Regions from separate parts of the Homo sapiens genome. Here region 1 is linked to region 2. A link is a loop called in an ENCODE intact Hi-C map of the cell type or tissue named here. Cell type or tissue: MCF 10A. All regions are shown on one strand. Links, peaks and the distances in the headings refer to the core of each region. The heading gives the core; the rest is flanking DNA.

What was found. Hi-C counts contacts between places; a loop is a spot of excess contacts. Peaks named below come from ENCODE experiments on the same cell type or tissue, not always from the same donor. Only the 100,000 strongest peaks of a DNase experiment are listed, where the experiment ranks them.
Region 1: a loop joins it to region 2, with 5 times the contacts of the local background. A loop is called at or near these places in 3 of 110 quality-filtered maps.

The regions. Positions count from the first base shown.
Region 1 is chr5:170,448,063-170,456,397 of GRCh38, reverse strand. It overlaps a transcript of KCNIP1 not described here. Among named protein-coding and RNA genes, the nearest start is that of KCNIP1, 52 kb to the left of the region's middle. In MCF 10A, for the core only: no CTCF peak of the experiment used is centred there; a DNase peak (open chromatin) is centred at 4,177.
Region 2 is chr5:170,518,220-170,526,554 of GRCh38, reverse strand. The region is part of intron 1 of KCNIP1 (potassium voltage-gated channel interacting protein 1); the gene reads right to left. Among named protein-coding and RNA genes, the nearest start is that of KCNIP1, 18 kb to the right of the region's middle. In MCF 10A, for the core only: no CTCF peak of the experiment used is centred there; a DNase peak (open chromatin) is centred at 4,064.

The DNA.
Region 1 (8,335 bases), core at 28-8,027, 70 kb after region 2:
TGCACCTATCAACCTGTCATCTAGGTTTTAAACCCCATATGCATGAGGTATTTGTCCTAATGCTCTCCCTCCACTTGCCCCCCACCCTCCGACAGGCCCCGGTGTGTGATGTTCCCCTCCCTGTGTCCATGTGTACTCATTGTTCAACTCCCACTTATGAGTGAGAATATGTGGTGTTTGTTTATCTGTTCCTGTGTCAGTTTGCTGAGAATGATGGCTTCCAGCTTCATCTATGTCCCTGCAAAGGACATAAACTCATTCTTTTTTATGGCTGCATAGTATTCCATGGTGTATATGTGCCACATTTTCTTTGTCCAGTCTATCATTGATGGGCATTTGGGTTGGTTCCAAGTCTTTGCCATTGGAAATAGTGCCTCAATAAATATATGTATGCATGTGTCTTTATAGTAGAATGATTTATAATCCTTTGGGTGTATACCCAGTAATGGGATTGCTGGGTCAAATGGTATTTCTGGTTCTAGATCCTTGAGGAATCGCCATATTGTCTTCCACAGTGGTTGAACTAATTTACAGTCCCACCAACAGTGTAACTTTCTCCATTTTTAATGTAGGTATGTGGAGCTATAAATTTCCCTCTAAGCATTGCTTTAGCTATATTGCATAAATTTTTATATGTTGTGTCTTAATTTTCATTCATCTCAAAGTATTTTCTCATTTATTTTGTGATTTCTTCTTCAACCAATTGGTTACTTATGGGTATGTTAATTTCTATATAGTTGTGAGTTTCCAAAAGTTCTTTCTAATTTTATTCTTTGTGGCCAAGGAACAGATTGTGTATAATTTCAGTCCTTTTAAATTATCGAAGCTTGTTTTGTGGCCTAGCATATGGTCTATTCTACAGAATGTTTGATGTGTACTTAAGAAGAATATGTGGGCCAGGCATGTGGCTTGTGCCTATAATCCCAGCACTTTGGGAAGCTGAGGCCCATGTATCACCTGAGCCTGGGAAGTTGAGGCTGCAGTGAGCCATGATCACACCACTGCACTCTAGCCTGGGCAACAGAGTAAGATCCTGTTGAAGAAGAAGAAGAAGGAGAAGGAGAAAGAGAAGAAGGAAGAAGAAGAAGGGGAAGGGGAAGGGGAAGGGGAGGAGGAGGAGAAGTAGGAGGAGGAAGACTTCTGTTGTTGGGTGGATTATTCTATAGATATCCATTAGGCCTAGTTGGTGTATAGCTTTGTTAAAATATTCTATTTTCTTGTTGATCTTATGTCTAGTTGTTCTATCCATTATTGAAAGTGAGGTATTGAAGTTTCTAAATATTGCTGAGCTGCCTATTTATTTATCCCTTCAACTTTGTCAGTTTTTGTTTTATGTATTTTGAGATTCTATTTTTAGGAGCATATTTGTTTATAATTGTGGTATCTTCCTGATATTTTGATACTTTTATTATTATAAAATGTCCCTTTCTATCTGTATTAACATTTTTGTTTTAAAATCCATTTTGTCTAACATTGAAATAGCTACTCCAGGTTTATCTCTTCTTTTTTTAAGAACAATATTTTTTTAACCTTCATTGAACTTTGTAGTGAGGGTAAAAGTAATAGAAACATCAAATGAATACACAGACTAGATAATCTGTAAAAATAACTAGTTCTTTATGTTTACACAGAAGTCTGTCACACAGATTTCAGAATTACATAGCTTAAAGAGTTCTAATTATATAAAAACATTCTTAATTCTGAAATATTTCCAACTTCCTACTCATTTTTCTTAGAAATCTACAGGCAACATTTCATAGTTTTACCAGGTAAAGTTTAATGTCTTTTCATATGATCATCAGGAAGTTTTCTAAACTTCTCACCTGCATTCTTAATTCTTAGTCTGTGTAAGACAGAGTACAAAAACCAGTTCTCCTGGGCATCAGGTATCTCCTGACTTATAAGTAAGGGTCTCTGGCAGGATGCAAACATTTTAGGTCAAGGCCACTTCTTGGAATTTGTTTCAGGTTTAGGTACACTCCTCTAGTCCTTCATTACATTTAATGCCAATCTCTTTGTTTCACATTGCTCATTATCACTTGGAAGAAGCTACCTGTATGCATACCAAAATTTAATTTGTCCCTTCCTCCCACCTTTTGTGAGTTAATTATACTCACTTCTTCGAGTCAACCATGAAAACAAATGCACTTCTTGAGGATTTTAAAGAAATTTGGGTGTGTTGAGAAAGAAAAGACCTTCTAAAACTGCAGGACGTTTTCCTCTTTTTGCAAAGCATGAATTATTCTTCTAGGAATAAAGCTTGCTTTCCTGTGAATGGATTGAAATCTGGAGCTAGCTAACCTTCTTGAGCAGCTGTAATAGTTTTCTAAACTGTGTAACAACTAACATACCTTTATGATGTGACAGTTTCTGTGGGTCAGAAGAATGGACACGGTTCAGCTGTGTCCTTTTCCCCAGGTCTCACAAGACTGCAATCAAGGTGTTGGCTGGTCTGTATTTTACTTGTCAGGCTCAACTTGGGGAGAATCTAGTTCCAGCCTTACTCAGGATGTTGGCAGAATTCATTTCCTGTATGTGTAGAACCAAGGACGTCTGTTTCTTGCTGGGTGTTTGCTGGATGCCAGTCTCAGCACCTGGGCTTCCCACAGCTCCTTGCCACGTGGAAGTCTTCATCATGGTTACATACTTTGTCAAGTCAGCAAGGAGAATCTCTAGCATGAATCTTCCATCATAAAGGAGCCACATGATGTAATGTAATCACAGGAGTAACGTCCCACCACCTCCGCCATATTCCACTGGTTAGAAGCAAGTCACAGATCTCATCTACCTTCAAGTGGAGGTTATTACATAAAGGTGTAAATACCAGAAGGCAGAGCTGATTGGCAATTAATTTAGGGTCTGTCCACTAGTCGTGTTGGAGTACTCCTTAAAAGATATGCCCCAAAGTTACTTTCAGATTTTCTAAAAAGGAAACTGGAACCAGGAATGTGGTACCCCGCTAAATGATGCCTGGAAGTGCACCTGTTTTCTTTGGTGGTATGGTGGCTGCAATATGTGAAAACTGCCTTTCCCCATCCTTCAGCACTAAGCCAGCACATTGGAAGATGTGACAAAGACCATTACATTGAAATAGAGGCCACTTCTCTAATAAGGCAACTTTCCTTTAAAGTTAAATTGAGAAACTAAGTGACTGGATGATATCCTTTTAATGGCTGCTGAGCGTAAATGCATTTTGAGAGCAAATGCTCCTTCAGGAATGATCATTTCTAATGTTCTTTCAAGTCGTCAATTTGGAGGGTGAAGAGGAATGTGATTAGAAGACCAAACTAACAAAGAATTTTGAGACCAGCAAAAATGTTGACTGCACGGACGTATAATTTAAACTGCCAAAGTGCTAGCACATTTTTCATGCAAAATATACTTAATCAGTAATAATCCTGTTCCTCAAGAAGGCTTCTAATATGTTTTATTGCCTTTTTAGATTTTTCCCCCTTCATTTTCTAAAATATAATCATAGTTCAGCAACTCCATCTGTGAACGATCCAGCGATGAATTCTGGGTGGTAATGATGTACAACGAGTGAATAACAATTCCTTAATCACGCTGTTTCCTCTGTTGTCGCCTCATTTGAATTCCTGGTTTTCAGAAAATTCAATTATAGTTGCAATTTCATCAAGAAATTACTCAGACAAATAACTGACAGAGAGTAACAGTTCGCTTCTTTGTCAGGATAAAGGCAGAGGGAGCAGGGTGGGGAGAGAAGTGGCAAAAGACAGATTTGATTAAAAGTGTCGTAAAGAAGTTTTGCTTTCCTGAGAGGCAAAGGAGAAGGGTGACAATTTTACAGCCATGGATGTCAGCTTGGCCTGAAGATGGGAAGTGACAGGAGCCCCTAAATGAAACTTCCTCATCCATCAAGGCTGGCCTAACATCCCTCTCTGGACCCATCACCAGCTTTTGTTGACATTTATGAGGCCCCAGCCCTCATTCCAGGCAGAAATTTACAATGGGCAATCAGAGGTGCCCATGGCTACCTTCATCATCTGAGTTTCATATTGAATTCTGTAGCCATGCACACTAGGCGCTTTCCGGTTGCTAAGGAGAAGCCCTATCTTGACTTCAACGTTGCCAATAAAGATTCTCTGAGTTTTCGAAGAAGGAGATTAATCATCCTCCTCAACTAACATCTGTTGGCATTCTGTCTCCATTGGGTGATTCAGCCCATTACCCAACCACTGTCAGAGGTGATGCAAGCACCACACAGTGCGTCTCTAATCCACACTCAAAGCCTGAATTTTGTTCTGTTCTCAGTCCCCAATGCCACCAACCACGTTTCCCTCTGGGTCTTTCCATGGGAAGCAGGCCTGAGGAATGGAGACGGAGTCACAGGGGTGTCCATGGATTGGAGTGATATCAGCAGGACTTATGAGGATGGCCTTACAGTTACCACTCCATGACAATAGCCACCAGCCCAGGCCTGGGCAGGGCAGCTCCTGGGATAGAGAGTGTCTGCTCCATGCTGCATGCTCTTACCTCTCTGGAAGCAGATGTAATCATCCAGTGATAACATTCTTTTTCTCAAGGAATATTAGCTGATCTCTTTCCAGATGAGACATGCCCAGTCACGGACACCCAGGACAGCAAAGCTTGCATCTTCCCCCTGCAAACACACACACACACACACACACACACACACACACACACACACACACAATGCAGGAGAAGCTGAAGCAACTGTCCGGAAAACATATAGTATGTACAAAGTTGTCTACTCCAGCTGATGCTCCCTATCAGAAATACATTTCTCACTATCAATTAGCTTGCAGAAATTGTTTAATTAGGTATTTTTTTTTTTTTGCAAGTTCAGGTTTCTGGGAAATGGGTGGTGTCAATGCCCTTTAGCCAAAGACCAGGAACACACCTGCAGTTGAACGGAGCTGGGTTTATTGGCTCATTGCAGCAAGGAGATTGTGCACTGTGGGGAACAGTGAGGGGTCTTTGTGAGAGGGTGTTACGAAGAACTTACAAAAGGATGGGGGCTTGTGTTAAGTGACTAGGGAGGGTTCAATTGGATGCCATCAGGCAGTAGGAATCATTCTATAATTGGGTACCTATAATCTTATCTATAAGGTAGAAGGACTAGTGCAGGGCCAACATTATAAACATTGGTAAACAGTTACTCCCATTAGCCCAAAAAAGCGGGATGTCTGGTCATTTTTGTGGTTTAGACAATGTTCTTGTTTTATCTGCGTTTAGACATGACTACGAAGTGCTCTCGATTTTGTCTTGCTCCAACACAGTCAGAATAGCCTTGTCTGATGTCAATGTTCTGTGAAATTGTTCAACAGGAGACAAACTGTGAGGACCAGGCCAGCTCCCGTCAGTTGGGGCTGCTTGCCTCTTTCTCAGCAACAAACTTTTTCAAGGTTGTGATCCCCTTCTTCATATCCATGCTCTCGGTAATCGCACACACTCTTCTAAATACTAAGCACCTTCTCTATGGCAAGTGTCAGGTGATGGGACTGGAGCACTGAACGTGTCAGCCACAGTCCCACCCTCTCAAAGCCCCTGGCCTTGCAGGGGAGATAATCACGATGGGGTGTGATGAGCGCTCAGCTTGCGATCCGCAGGATTTTATCAGCCTCAAAATGGAAGGGATCCTGCGTGGCCAGGGGAGACATTCTGAAAACCGATAGAAGTTGGCCAGAGAAAGAGAAGGGGGAAACTGTTTCTGGGGATCGGGGCGGAGGTGGTCGGAGCAACTGGGTCAAATCTTTAATTCTTGAGATGTGAGAGCTACAAGGGGTTTACAGGGGCAGGAATGAGGGGTGTGGGTGGATAGCAGGCAGGAGCTAGAACACAGGAGGCCTTGCAAGCCCTTCAGAGGAGTCTGGGCGGAATTTAGCCTATGGTGAGTAATAGGGAGCCACGGAAGGGTTTTCAGCTAGGGAATGCTGTGGTCTGATTTACATTTTCAGGATACACCTACAGAGTGACTGTGAGAAAGGAAGACAGACAGGGGTGGGTGGCGGAACTGAACATCTTGATTTGTGAGTAGATGCGGGGTCCAACCCGCAGACCCTGGCTGAGTGATGGATGAAAAAATGTATGCAGACACAGATTTTTTGCCTGGCTGCACGGCTAAGGGACTGGGCCACTCACAGGCACCGAGGAGGGTGCTGTAAAGAGTCAGCAGCTGCAGCCTTGACAAGCTGGTGCTGTGGGCATATATTCAGTACAGATTTAATGACAAAGGCTTTGAGTCAACACACTTGTGGGTAATTAACATGGTGGCAGGGGGTGGGGTGAGGGTGGGGTGGGGGGTCGGGCGATCCTTTCCCCCAAGAGAGCAGTCCTGAGCATGGATGATTAAAGGCCATGTTTCAAGGCCTAAGTAAACTAACTTATCTAGATTAATTCCCTTACACTTCCTTGTTATTTACTCTGAGAAAATTCAGCTGCCTTCAGCCAAATCCTTTCCCAAAACTTTTGCAAAACCTCCCGGCCTTCCAAGAAGGTTTGAGTCTTTCTATAATTTTTATAATTTTTCCTACCACCCTGACTGAACTCCTACAAGTAGAGACCCCAGGCCCTATATGACTGCTTCTAGTTATCAAAGCAGGAGAAGGAACTGCAAAGGAGGGTGGGGTCTGAGGGTAGAGTGGAATTAGCTGACCCATTGCTCAGGAGTACCTGGCAATGCTGCTACTTCTAATCCCAACTGGTGTCCACTCAGCATTTAACATACACCGCCGGCACTGTTCTGTTCTAAGTTCCTTATGTGGATTATTGTATTGTATCAGCACAATAGCTGTATGGAGTAGGTGCTTCTAATTTTTAGCCCTAGGTTATAGGTGAGGAAACTGAAGCACAGAGAGGCTGAGCAATTTGCACATCATCCAGCTGCTAAGTGGGGCAGGAGTTCAACCTACAGCAGCCTGATTCAGGACCTGCCCGATTTTCCTCTGGACTCCTTGGAGCCCTGGAAGTGCCAGGCTCTGCCCTGCACATTGTGCTCATCTGGGCCTCAGAAAACTGTGGTCCAAGGGTGTGTGGAGCTCAGGGAATGTCAGTGCCCGAAGCACAGTTTGGAAGTTGAGGGCTACTTTTCAGGAGTTGGGACAAAGAGCTTAGAAGCTCAGCAATTATGAGGAAGCTCCTGTAACTTAGCAAGTTGCTATCTTTGAGTCTGAAGTGTCCAGTACGGGGCTTGCTGGTTTTGCCCTAGAAGTTTGAGTGTAATAAATGTGTATGAATGAACAAATGGAGAATGAATGAATGAACCAACTCACTACCTCTCTTCTAAATAGATGGCAATAGGATATTGTGCAGATGAGACAGGAGAGGGCTAGTGTCTCATTTCCAAGGACACTTTCTTATGGAGGCACTGGAATTGCCACTGTGATGATGTTAACCCACAAGGAGAATTCGCTTCCTTGAATTAAGCATGAAGTAGAGTGCTGCATGTGCTTCCCAGCTGCGTAGCCCTAGACGGGTCCCTTACACTCCCTGAGCCTCAGTGTTCTCATCTGTAATACGGGAACAATTACCTTGTAGGGTTGTTTTCATAATTATAGAGTATATTTTAAGTGTCTGTTAGGCATTTGGTACATAATGGGTGCTGGGTAGATGAAAGAAGATATGGAAACGAGTCATTTTTGAACAGTTATAAATCACTGAAAAGTATGGCTTTATTCACTACAACCAGAGGGAAAGAGGGGTGGGAAACAGGCCTTGTTGGGTCCAGACCAGCTCATACACTATTATTTGTTTGCAATGCCTTTTCACTTGTGGCTTTTTATCTTGCCCATTCTTGAAAATTGCTAAAGAAATGGGCCTTCTCTGGTAATTGTTCCTTTTGGTGGTCAGTATTCCTCAGGCAAGTCTCTCCATTAGCATCACCATGGCAACCTGCCCACTCAAGGGGCTTGCAGCCCACACTTCCCCCAGGGAGTAAGCAGCCACTCCTCCAAGCCCCCAGGGCCTCCATGGCTGGTCAGAGAAAAGGGAGCACAGCAATGTGAGCACTTCTACCTGCAGGATCTGGGATGTGGGCGTAAGAGGACACGGGGCCTGGCGTACAGCAGATGTACAAGACATGCTGGTAGAAGTGAAATGAGGCAACTCTATTTTGGGGTTTCCTGGAACAGGGCAATTGCCCTGAGTCCAAAAACTGAAGCTGCTCCATGCTGCCAGGCAGTGATAGTGGGGGATCACTCTGGCCTAAGAGAGTTCAATCCATCCACTCATTCAACAATATCAATAGGCTGGGCAACTATACTAACTACTACTAACAATGATGAAATAGATGCACTTCTGTCCTCATGCAGCTCACAGAATAGTGAGGAAACACAGAAATAAACAGTAAAATCCA
Region 2 (8,335 bases), core at 132-8,131:
TCTCCAAAGCCCAGAAGGATAGGTCTTCAATTAAAGATGGATGTAATCTGGGTGCAGTGCATATTTGACATGTATGGGAATGAATGAGTCCCTCTAATGGCAGTTCCAATATGGCCTGGAAAGAGCAGAAAAGCCCAGACTGGAACCCGACAGGCCTGAGTTCGAATCCACCCCAGGCACATGCCTTCCCTTCCTGTAGCCTCCCTTTCTTCATCTACAGAAATGGGCTACTGCGTAGAGTTGATATTGACAACATAGCTGGCATTATTGAGTGTGTAGTAGGAGCCAGGCACTGTTCTAAGCACTGCTGACTGCTTTCTCACTTCACAGTCACAGCATGTAGGTTGAACTTTACAAATGAGGGTATTGGGGTGCCCAGGAGGGTGACATGAGCATGGCCAGGTCACACAAGTGCAAGGTGGAGGAGCCAGGTCTCAATCCCAGCCACAGGCGAAAGTGCCTGATGACCCTGAGCACACAGTGGGGTCCAGCGATGTGAGGCTCAGTGACTGAGCTGGAGCTGGCACATGGTGAATATTGGAAGGGAGGTTGTAAGATGGCAGACATGTCGCCCCAGGACAGCAGCCTGGTTGGTGCTGGCATCCTCAGCAGCCCATTTCCCTGGTGACTCTGACACAGAAGCCCTGCACAGGGGTGTGGTTTCTGGGCCCAGGATGCAGGGTGGGAGGCGCAGCTAACATGACCCGAACTAACACCCTCACCCTTGGCTAATAGAGATGTCAGAGACAGAGTCTGGAATTACTTCCTTCAACCAGGTGGACAGTGCAGCATCACATGGCTCTGCCCACCCTTACTCCCACTCCAGGAGAAGATTCCAGAACACTCCTGCCTGTCCTCAGTTGCCTGGGAAGGGGCTTGTCACCATGTTTGGCTGGCACTGCAACACTGCAGTCTGAGTCAGAGAATCACACGGCGGTAAAGGTCACAGGCTCCCAAATTAACTAGAGGAAAAACTGCCAATTGGCAAAGATGTATGTAGGGTTCTCACAGAGGTCTTCCTTCCTCTGCATTCTAGGGAGGGAAGGCAAAGGGATTATGCACAAAGATGGGTGCCCTACCTGCATGATAGTGCTTGGTTCTTGCCATTTTTAAATGTTGATTGAGCCTTTGCTAAATCTCAGGCACTACCTAAATGCTTTAATGCAGATTCTATCGCTTATCCACACAACTCTATGGGGCAGGTATCATTATGATCTTCCATTTACAGAAGAGAAAACTGAGGCTCAGGAAGGTTAAGTCACCAAGGGCTACTAAGTGCGGGAGTAGGGGTGAGGACCCAGGCAGCCTGCAGAGCGCATGCTCTTAGCCCCTCTGCTAGAGGCCTGCAGAGACAAGGTCTCACCTACGGACACAGCTATTTCCAAAGCCCAGGACAGCTGGCTCCCAGGCGTGGGTTCTTTCCACGTATCCTGGTCTCAGAGCAGGCACCCAGTAAATGGGGTGCATCAGGCTGAGCCCAGGGCCTAAATCTTAGGCAAAGTTTCCCCGGCCTTGTGCAGAAGTCCCCTCCTAACGCTGCCACCGTCAAATGTCCTCTCATCGGTTTACCCTGGAAAGCTGAGCTGAGTTGCACACTTTTCTTCTCCTGCTCCAACCCACTTCTCAGAGTCAGGGGTTTGGTGGGGAGGAATCCCTCTCACCACTAGTCAGCCCTCAAAGAACTCAGGGAACTTGACCACCCAGAGGGAGCTGTCTGCTCCATGCCAGGGCAGCCGGGCCTCAGAACCAAGAACACTGGGCTGGGTCCTGGGGTGGCCATGGGTAAGGTCCCTCCTCTCTCAGGACCTGTTTCTCCCTCTGTAAAATGAAGGCATGAACTAGTTTAAACTGAATTCCCGCCCCGCCCCATACCACCCCTCCACCACCCACACTTGGATTTCACATTTTGTGTTTCCATCTTGGGACAGGCAGCAGGCACTTGATAAGATGGCCACTGTGCACTGGTCATGCTCTGAGTCTTTTACATGAATATGTCATTGAATCCTCCCAACAACCCCATGGATGGGTTCTGTTATTACTATTATTTCTACATTATAGATGGGAAGAAAGAATAACAGAGGGGCCAAGTGACTTGTCCTGGGTCACACAGCTAGCAAGTGACAGAGCTAAGATTGAAACCCACACAGTGTAGCTCCAGAGTCCAGAACATTCACCCTTGCATTCCTCCCTTCCACACATGTATGCTCAGGCTTGGCAAAGCCACATTGGACAACTGGGAGAAGTGCATGTGGCATCTGATAGGGTTGGGTGTCACAAGCAGGGCAGGGGATGCAGTGCTGGAGCGTTGGCAGCTTGGGAAGGGTCTTCAGGACAGTCAGAAGGGGCCAAGTTGGTGCTGAGAGTGAAGGAAACCATGGAAGGACTCCAACCTTGGGAATGTGTAGACAGATTTACTGGAAGACATTGGATCTGGAGGCAGTGGGAGGCTGGTCCCCAGGGGATGAGGGTGGGGAGGCCAGGGAGGAGGCCACCACAAGAAAGCCAGGGCAGACCATGGAGCCCAGACCTGGGCTGTGCCGGAGGACTGGGGGGTGGTGCTGGGAGAACAGGCAGGAGCCAAGACACATCTGCTGTAGAACTGACATGACCTGGCTTCGGATGGTGCACAGGGAGTGGGAAAGGACTAGCAGGTTAGGACTCCTGGGTTCCTAGTGGAGGTCTGGGAGGTTAGGTATGTCTGGCTGGGAAGAGAATATGGACTGAGAGGCAGACTGGGGTAGGAGGAGAATGGCTCAGGCTGGAGTGCAATGGGCTGGAGGAGACACGTGAGGGAGATGCCCAGCATGCATTTGCAGATGCCTGGCTGGAAAGACACTTGGTGTCATCCGCATATATGTGCTAATGGGCAGGGGTGGATTGTCCCAGGGAGGTGACACGTGCAGGGAGTAAAGAAGAGGGATTAGGTCAGAACTCTGGGGACCCCCTCCTGTAAGGGAGTGGGTGGAGGAGAGAACTCATCAACTCCCCGCCTCCCTTAGCTTTACGTTTGCCATGTCCTGGCCCAGCCAGGTAGGAGTCTTAGGAGGAGGAATGATTACCCTCTTCTTTCAAAGTCGACTCTGAGAATCAGCCACTGGCTGCAGTTCCGGAACCCTGCCTTTCTACTCTGGCACCAGCCCAGGATTCTCCAGCAGGCTCTGAATCGTGTAATTATCCATGCAATAATTATGCCTGGCAGAAAGCATCGGCTTTCCTGGCGGAGGGCTTCCCAGAGCATCGCCTAGCAGTTCAGCCACCCTCAGCCTGCTCTGAGGACAGCTCTCTGCAGCACGCAAGATCAGGAGTGCAGTCCCTGGCCGAGGGAACTGAACTCTACCTTGGGCACCTGTCAGACTGTCTCTTCCGGTGGCAGGGTGGGGCAGGGGGAGCTGCCCACACCACTTGGTTGGGCTTCCTGAATGTACAGCCCATCTCGACCTGTTCCCACCAGCATGCTTCCACCATCTCCCACAGCCCTATTTATGACCTAGAGAGAAAAAAATCTATCAACTCGGAGCAGTAGCTAATCAGTTTACTTGGTTGCCTGGGGTCTCCTGATGTAATTATAATTCCTACTAAGGCACTGGCGAGTGTCAGACTCATTTCAACAACTGCTGCAGACACGATCATCAAAGCGCCAAGATTCCTTTGTTCCAAGTCCTGTTCAGAAGTGGCTCAGGAGGTCCTCTTTAGAGGGAAAACTCTAAGCATTGGAATTTTTTTCTGCTTCCTCTCCTTCCTGCTGTACTCTTCCTTACAGAGATCAGGGAGAATCTGCCAGAATGTCCCAGTGCAGCTGGAAACAGACCCAGACCCGTGGGGTGTGGATGTGGCTCCCAAATGCCATTGGGCTGGCCAGAGAAGCCTCATGCTGAGACAGGAATGGTGCCCTGGGGAGGCTGCTGGCTGTGTCCCAAAGACCTCACAAGGTGGCATTTACCTTGGCGAATTCCCCAGCCTCTGGCAGTGAGCCTTGGGGGCTTGGAAGCCTGATTTTGCTGGCACACCCAGCAAAAGGGACTCATCTGTCAGGCGAATACTCCCATTAGCTCAGATCATGTGACCAACATATAAACCACAATGAGAAATGCAACTGCCATGCAGAACAAGAATGCTGAAGTTGTCATGCCTGGCATTGTCTCTCCCTGAGGCAGAGCTGCCTGGGGAGCACATTACAATAATGTTTCTTGGTGAACCCAGACTCATCGGGATGCTGGTGGAACCACTCAAATGTTTAATGGCAACAGGCTCTGACCATCTGCTGCAGGCTGTCCTCGGGAGGGAAGCAGCTGACATCAGGATTACACAGGCCTTGTCCATGATCAGGGCAGGGCTTCCCTGGATAGGCTTGGTGCGGACCCTGCCAGCTGACCTCTGGTCCTTGAGCTGCCCTGTTCCATGCCCAAGATGACCACATAGTACCTGGGCTCAGACTCCTTGGCCAGCTGGGACTCCACCCAGCTGATCTGGTGCCCAGCCCTGAATTGCTGCCGGTGGCAGGCCTGGCTGTGATCTCCATACTATATCATGTGCTTCTCCAAGACTAGAGTTGTTCCTGGGCCAGAGACCACATTTTCTGCTCCCCTTTCACCTAGATGTAGAGGATGCCTTAGGGTTGGGGGAGCAACAAGATGGAAGGAGGCTAGGTCCCTGAGTGACTACATGGAAGAAGGCTACTGGCCCATCAAGAAGTTATATGAATGATAAAAACAATTCTATGTTTCAGCCTACTGCAATATTGGGGTTTATTTGTTATAGCAGCTAGGGTTACCCTAAAGTATAATTGCTCTAGCCTAGGCCTACCTCCTTGAGATTATGGTTGTCAGCCAAAGGAGTGTTAAATCTTTGGAAAGACTTCAAATTTATATTCAAACACCATCTCTTGTGTCACTCCTAAAGGTGGCCGATGGTGCATGCTGTGTGTGGATTTTGCTCTCCTGACTTCTAACTTTGATTCCCCTTGTCCTTCCCAGACGTAAGCTGATGTTACTTGGAGATCCCCAGCCACAGACATGACATTGCAAATGGGATTCTGAAAGTTCAATGATTTCTACAAATCAGCACACAAAAGACTGAAATGGTCTTTCACTCTGGAAGAGGAGTTTAAACACACATATACACAAACATAGAAACATACACTCACAAAAGCAGGTGGGAGACAGAGCAGAGAGACAGCCTGCACTGAGCAGATGGAGCAGTGAACATGGACTTGGTGAGAACTAGAATGCAAATAAACTTCATCTATCTTCCATGTCAACTATGTTCAACTGGTAGTGACTGCTTGAAGCATTGTGTTAAGAAAGATTCTGAGGTCACATTCTAGCTCAGAATAAAAAAGTCTCATAATGAGGGATCTGTGTCTGCCATGGCTGATGGATATGGGAGGGATAGCACATGCCAGGCAGTGTCATGCTTGTGCTAAGGACTAGGATTGTGGTTGCAGAGGAACCTGTATTTATCAAGTCTGTTGCCTGAGACCCATGGGCTCACACTGTAACAACCCAAACGTTAATTCTCAAACGGGTGTCTATTATGGAGCAGGCATTTCACATATACCTTCTCAATTAAGCCCCACAGCAACCCAAGAAGGGAGGCATTAGCTCTGTTTTGCAGACGAAGGATCTGAGGCTCATAGAGAGTAGATGACTTATCCAAGGCCACACGCCCGAGAAAGGCAGAACCAGGTTCTGAACAGCACTGCCCGGCTTCTGAGTCTGTGCACTTCACCATTATGTGGAGCCTTCCCTGAAGGAAGTGGTGTCTGGGTTGAGAAGGGGCAATGCATGTCAGCCCCAGAGTCCGGCTGCTGAAATTGACATAGCAGAGCAATGGTGGGCGAGAGTGAGGAGGGTTTATCTCCAGGGACGCTCAGGCGGAGGTAAAGCAAACACCAAAATGTTTTTGAGTTGGATCTTCCTACAGCCTTTCTCTGTCTCTCAAGTTGGTTTATAATGCATTCCCCTAAAGTTTTGGATGACAGCCAAGAAAAGGAGGAAGAGAAGGAAGGAGATGGAAGATTCTTGTGTTGTCAGTTCCAATGATGTGCGAGGCCCCAGGGAGGGACTGTGGAGCTGGCAGTCAGAACTGGGATTCAGTCTACCATTGCTTCAAGTTGGCTGCGCAACTGAAGGAAACAGCTTTCCTGGGGCTTAATTTCCCCAAGGGTCAGATTGAGCTAATACTAGGTAGTAGGTGTAGAATCTCTGAGACCTAAGGGCACAGACGGGCCTGGGTTCTGATGCTGTCCCTGCACTTAGCAGCTATGTGACCTTGGGCTGGTCATCACTTCTTTTCTCTGAGCTTCAGTTTTCTTGTCTCTAAAACTGAGACAATAACAGCATCTGCTTCATAGGACTGTGTGACAATTAAGTGAGATAATTTAAGGGCAGTGCCCAGCACAGTGTCTGATGTATACAAAGAGGTATACATGCTTCATCCCTCTACACACATGCACACACCAAACACCCTTTAAGGAACTCCTCCTGTTTGACACGTAGAGTCGCAGGGTGGTACTAGAAGCTTGGGGACTGCCTGCCTCAGATTGCATAGAGTGCTTTATAACCTTAAAGAAATTCAGCCCAGATTCTGTTCATTTCTTCATGCTTTCGCTCACCCCCTGTCTTTGCTTGAATTCTTTCTACCTGATTTCTCTTCTACATCTTTCAACAATAAGAACAATCACAACAATACAAATGACAACAGCCAATTAATTCTCCCTCTGCGGAGGGCTTGCTATGGGCAGGCAGCCGCTGTCTGCACTCTACATGTTTACATTTTCTTCCATACTCTTATTACCCATCTCTCTCCCTTCCTTCCTCCCTTTCTTGACTTTGTTCCAAGATTTGGGAGAATAATAAATCAACTCCATAGACAGATAAAGGCTGCAGGCAGCTCTAATCCAAAAACCACTTTGGTCTTTCCATTACCTCCTGTCCTGTGCTGCCTCGGAGACAAATTCCCTCCCTCGCTCCATTTACACTTTATTTTCCATCCTCTTCCCAAAGAGCCAATGTGGTCAATATTACTAACCTTACTGGACACAAGAAGACAGTAAGGCTCAGCAGAAATACTTCCCTAGGGCCACACCACCAGGGAAAAACAAGTCTGGGATTTAAATCCAAGGGTGTTTGGTCCCCAAATCGTATTCCTTATTCAGCAGAACAGCATTTGAACCCAAATGCCTGCAGGCCATCTATCTATCTCAACAACCCCGCTGGCACCACATGACTCATTCAGAGGACACTCTCAGGCCAGAGTGCCAGAATCAGGGGATTCAAGGTGAATCCAAGCCACACATGTTCCACCAAAGAGACACACAAAGTCTCTAGTCTATCATTATTGACCCATATATCAGCTCAATGTCTCCACTAGTAATGGAAATAATAAATGATACCAATATTAATAGCTGCTGCCATTAGCGGAGCCCTCACTATATGCCACACCCCTAAAAACCATGAGAACCTTATAATGCTGGTGCGAGATTATTCCTTTTCCACACACAAAGAACAGAGGCTCTACAGGTGCCTCTGACTTGCCTAGAGCAGAGGGTGGGTGGGCTGTGGAGGCACTGGCACCTGAAATCACTTCTGTAATCCCTCCTGCCATTGGGGAGGACTTGCTGCCAAGAAGAACATCTCCAGAGCCAGGATGTGCCTCTCATTCCTGCCGCACAGCAAGGTCACTGAGGAGGGAGGCTTGGACTCTCCAGAAGCAGCCGGTGGGAGAGGCCATTTTCCCCACTGTTCCCTGTGATCAGTTAGCACAGAATCCCAGTAGAACAGACCCTACCTCTGAGGGCAAAGTGGTGGGTACAAGGGCCAGGCCAAGCTGACATCCGGGGGCTTCCAGGGGCAGTGTAGGTGCCAAGAAATCTTCCCAACCTGCCAGGTTATCGAATTGCTCATGCTGGCAATAGTGTTAATGCAGGTATATTCTGATGTGCCTGATAACCCCCGCGTTATCTTCAAAGATGAAACATTTAACTCTGATGAGTTCATCCAAGAGAACAGCCTGTGTCTTTCTGCAAGTTCATCCCTTCATTTCACAAATATTTATTGAAGACTTGACGATGTACCAGCCATGGCACTGTGCCACGTGCTGGAATGCAAATGTCAAGAAAGCAGCTTACATTAAAATGATTCTGAAAGTACCAACCAGGAATAAGAGAAGAAATCTGAAGGCATGGGCTGATTTGTCTTATTCTTTCCTACTTTTGACAAATACACCTGGGGGAATTCAAGTTCTGGGGGTTGGAAATCCTTCTGTGCAGCCTAGTCAAAGAAGATAGTTTGGACAAAGGGAATGATTGCCTTAAATTCACCAGTGCTGTTGACAC